2 separate regions of the Homo sapiens genome follow, and region 1 is linked to region 2. The links are chromatin loops, found by intact Hi-C in ENCODE. Cell type or tissue: HepG2. All regions are shown on one strand. Region 1 overlaps LOC107985905 (a long non-coding RNA gene). Region 2 overlaps DNAH6 (dynein axonemal heavy chain 6).

Region 1 (2,500 bases), 320 kb after region 2:
ATGAGGATGAAAAGGCCCCAAATAACCCATGTTCTAAAGAGAGAAGCCAAAAAATGCACCAATTTCCCAGCTCAGCCTTCCTGGTCTGTGGCTGCCATCCCAGGTGTCATCCTCACTCTCCACCCTACCTTCTGGTTCATTGTTCATTGCTCTAAGGGATGAGAACACAAGGAGGGGAGAGAGTTATCACTACCGTGAACCTCAGGTGTGATGTGCTCCTGGAAAGAGGTGTTTCCTACTATCCCTGAAAAAAAAAAATACCGTTTGTATTTGTACCCACCCCCCACCATCGAGCTGTCAACCCCCCTCATTAAGACACTTGTACCAGGGAAAAGGAGTAATGGGAATAAAAGACAAGAGCAACTTGAGTCTTCATTTCATTGCTCACATCGCTCTGTCCTGCTGCTTTCTTCACCGAAGTACTGGGTTTCTATTCCAAACCAGCTACAATGAACAGTCTTCATTCGGAGTTGGGACTATGGTCTCAACATGGGACTACTGGGGACCCTCTAATAGCCTTGTCCTAGACACACATGACTTTGGCCACCTCAGTAGCAAGAGGGATCTGAAGGGATATGCTCGAGATCCCTGGAATCCTCAGAAATGTCTACAGGCAGGTGTCCTGGGGTCCTGCATAGAAGGGCACTGGCCAGGCCTTGAGTGAGCTCAGCGGGGCCTCTAGACTCACCTGAGATCACAGCCAGGTCGCTCTCCTGCTCTCCTGGTGCTGATTCCAGCTCCTTTCTGTTATTCTGTAGCCCTCAGGATTTGGGTGTCCTTCGGACTGTCCTGTTGGGAACCCTTCCTCACAGTCCTCACATCGACTGAGCAGACTGAGCGGGCACCACGTCTGGCTCCTTTGCTTATGCTCAGCTACTGGATTGCAGTCCCAGAAACGCCACCTTGACAAGGTTAGCCTGCAATGCGTGAGGCGAAGGAAGGCCACAAGGTGGCAGCAGAGGATTACCCACTTGCTAGTGGAGTCGGGAGGCTCTATGGGGGTGGGGAAATGGAGTTTCCTTACCACAGAGCGGGTTGGAAAGCAAGTGAACCAACATTTTAGAGGACTAAGAGATCAATAGGAACAGGTGCAGAAAGATTCCAGGAGGGTGTTGAGGTAGGGCTTGAATAGAAAGACTAATAATCATGTATTAAATGTTTATTATGAAGCTGGCAATGCTTCATAAGTGTAAGCACTTACACATTACATGATCCATTTCTTAGAACAACCCTGCAATTATTCCTATTCTACTTGTGAGAAAATAGAGGCTCAGATTAATTGAGTTACTGGCCCAAGTTCACATAGCTATTAATTGATGGAATTAGGAATAAAAACCAGGTCTGACAGACTGTAAAGCCCGGGTTTTGAACTTCTATGTTAAACAGTGCAAACATCAGGATAGACTAGTGGTTCTCAAAGCGTGGTCCTGGAACCCCCTGGGATTCGCATCACCTGGTGACTTGTTATAGTGCACATTCTTGGCCAGGCGCAGTGACTCACACTTGTGATTCCAGCATTTTGGGAGGCCGAGGTGGGCAAATGACTTGAGGTCAGGAGTTTGAGACAGGCCTGGCCAATATGGTGAAACCCCGTCTCTACTAAAAACACAAAAATTAGCTGGGCATGGTGGCACATGCCTGTAGTATCAGCTACATGGGAGGCTGAAGCAGGAGAATTGCTTGAACCCAGAAGGCAGAGGTTGTCGTGAGCTGAGATTCTGCCACTGCACTCCAGCCTGGGCAATAGAGTGAGACTCCATCTTTTAAAAAAATATATAATAATAATAAAAAAATGCAAATTCTCAAACCTACTGAATCAGAAACCCTGGGGTGGGGCTCAGCAATCTGTGTGAGTGTGTGTGTGTGCGTGTGTGTGTGTTTTAATTTTAAATATATATTTTAGTACAGGCAGGGTCTTGCTATGTTGCCCAGGCTGGTTCCCAACTCCTGGCTTGAAGTGATCCACCTCGGCCTTCGAAAGTGCTGGAATTACAGATGTGAACCACCCTTCCTGGCCCCAATCTGTGCTTTAAAAGCCCTCTGCCAGGATTCTGATGCTGCTCCAGTTTGAGAAGCACTGGGATAGATAATATTCCAGCCTGTCAAGTGCTGAGCTGTGGATTTGCCTATGAGCATTGCCTGTCATGGTGCAGTCACCTCTGATGGAGCTGGAACTGCCCCACCCTTGACATTGACATTAGGCCAGCTGCTCCCAAAGGTAAGGAAGTGGTTCACTCCAATTCTACCCCTTACCTGCTGACATTTTTCTCCCTCTTTAGCTGTAGGTGGGGGAGAACAGTCTTTGTGGAACTCAGAACTGGAAATTTTCTCTTCATTAACATGACAAACAGGCTACCTCTATCAAGGACAGCCCGGTGAGACTGGCCTGGAATTTAGAATCTCCTTATAAATAAAGTCTCAGCTTTAAGCATTAATGAAAGACGTGAGATCTTTATGGTGCCATTCATTTCTGATCTTGCCAATTTGGTAGCTAAAGAGT
Region 2 (2,500 bases):
TCCCAAGGGATACTTTTGAACAGTTTTAAAGGAAGTAACAAAGAAAATTCCAGATCTTGATCTGTGACACAGACTCTTTGCTAATATTTTTCTCTTTGAGAACATGTCTGTGGTCATGGTGGTTCTTCATTTCCGTTTGCTCTTCAAAAATGACCCTCTTTCTCTGCCACTCCTGGCTCTGCAGTTTGTGCCTGGCTGAGGAGGAGAGTGGGGGGTTTGAAATCCAGCCCTGACACGGCTGGTGACTTGGTGAACGCGTGCCACAGGTGTAGAGGCTCAGCAGATGATACTGGCAGCCTTGCTCTTATCCAAACCAGATCTTACTGTGGTGCATTGCCCCAGGATGCAAAAACCTCCAGGGTGCCAAACAAAGGAGCAGTTCCAAATATTGATCATGAACGCAGGAATGCTTGCAATGACTGACTGGTTAACAAATACTTTTTCAAGTCAGGTGATCTCCAATTCTTTGTTTTCAACAAAAGTGAAGGACAGGGTCAATGCCTACAGGCCAAAGATAACCAGGACATACCTGTAGTCAGACGCAATTGGGTTTACCACTTGTTCCAACAAGGGAGACCACACTCTGTGGGGAACCAAGGTTTCTCTTGGTAAAAGGATATTAGGAGGACTTGTCATAGGATTTGGGCTTATGTTAGAAAATTCTGGGGAAGGGTCAGTGAAGAAGGGTTTTGCTCTATTAGTTTTTAAGAGCTACTATAACAAATTGCCATAAACTGAAGGGCTTAAAGCAGCAGAAAATTATTCTCTCACAGTTCTAGAGGCTAGAAGTCTGAAATAAAGGTATCAACAAAGCCATGCTCATTCTGAAGGCTCTTGGGGGTAGGATTCTTTCTTGCCTCTTGGTAGCTTCTAGTGGTTGCCGGCAACCCTTGGGATTCCTTGGCTTCTTGTACTGCATCACTCTGATCTCCACCTCCTGTGTATCTTCACTTGGCTGCCTTCTCTCTGTGTATCTATATCTACATTTTTCTCTTCTTACAAAGGCACTAGTTAGTTATTGGATTAGGGCCTGTAGAATTCCAGTATGGCCTCATTTTAAACATCTGAGTCTTTATAAATGTAAAGGCCCAAATTAGGTAACATTCACAGATATTAGGCATGAGGACTTGAACATATTTTGAGGGGACACAATTCAATCCACAACACTGTGGATTAGGTGCTGGTAGGAAGCAGGGGCAAGTTTATGATGGATATAATAATAACATTATACAGGAGGCTGAGGCTGTCATTGGTAAAGGTGAAGCAGTTACACAGCTTAGCCTGGAGAGGGGGATATTAGATTATTTTTTGTGGTTTGGACAGCATTCTTGTGTGTTTTCAGACACGATTATGGCATCTCATTCCATAATGGATGCATCGTGACCTGGTCTGTAGTTGGTGGTCTGTGAAATTGTTTGTGTTCAACCGGAGAAGCAAATAGTCTGAGTCAGGTCGGCTCTCAGCGGAGAGCAGTCAGGGGCTATTTTGTTTTGTTTTGTTTTGTTTTTCAGAGACGAATTGTGTAGCAATTAATTGACCATTAGAAATAAGTTTTGGTGTTATTTCTATCATTTTATTTTGTGATGATTTCTACTTTAAAAAAACTTTTTATTTTGAAAAATTTCAAACATACACAAGAGGTGAAAGAAGGTATATGCCACCCAGCTTAAAATTACCAACATTCTATTTTCAAAATACTCTCCAACATTTTTTGTTGTTATTTTAAAGCAAACCCTAGACATCATATTGTTTCACAATAAACTCTGTAACACATAAGAACCCCAAATTACCCAAATCAATACTGCTAACCTACCCAAAGAAAAACCCATTACTTAATATCTTGTTCAATTGTCCTCAATGGTACTGATATTATCCTTTTACAATTGGTTTGTTCCGACAAAGATACAAGCAAGGTACAAACATTGCATTTGGTTACTGTGTCTCTTAAATCTCTTTAAATTTATAGCAGTTCCCTGAATCCTCTCTCTTTTATGCAATTTATTTTTGAAGGTCTGTAAGTTATTTTCCCTATAGAATTCCCCTGATTCCATATTTAGCTGATTGTATTCTTGTGGTGTTAACATGGTCCTTTATCTCATACACCTGTACTTCTTGAAAACTGGTATTTAAATCTAGAGACTCCATTAGATTCATTAGGTTGAAGTTTAATTTTTTTTTGAACAGGAATAATTCATAGCTTGTATATCATAACAGGAGATATGTATTTTTTGATTGTCAAAGTTGTGATCGATGGATTACTAGTCTGATTCGTCCATTATAAATTTTCCAATTAGTCTTTAGTGGTTTTAGCAATGATGGCCATTGCTAGATATATTGTTTTTTGAAGGTTGCAAAATAGTAATTTCTAATGTTATCATCCCTTCTGCATTTATTAGTTGTGATTATTCTATAAAAATTTTTCCTCATCAACTTTTTTATTACCCCAAAAAACAGTCCACAGAAAAGGCAGGATAAATACTTAATTCTTTTTCTTTATCAA

The links. A loop is a pair of places that touch in the nucleus more often than their neighbours do. Peaks named below come from ENCODE experiments on the same cell type or tissue, not always from the same donor. Only the 100,000 strongest peaks of a DNase experiment are listed, where the experiment ranks them.
Region 1: it touches region 2 in a loop (4-fold over the local background); 6 of 110 quality-filtered maps call a loop at or near these places.

The regions. Positions count from the first base shown.
Region 1 is chr2:84,313,448-84,315,947 of GRCh38, reverse strand. All of the region lies in intron 1 of LOC107985905 (a long non-coding RNA gene), which reads left to right. Among named protein-coding and RNA genes, the nearest start is that of SUCLG1, 140 kb to the left of the region's middle. In HepG2, a CTCF peak has its summit at 959 (motif pointing right); a DNase peak (open chromatin) is centred at 957.
Region 2 is chr2:84,630,065-84,632,564 of GRCh38, reverse strand. The region is part of intron 29 of DNAH6 (dynein axonemal heavy chain 6); the gene reads right to left. Among named protein-coding and RNA genes, the nearest start is that of DNAH6, 110 kb to the right of the region's middle. In HepG2, a CTCF peak has its summit at 1,287; a DNase peak (open chromatin) is centred at 1,304.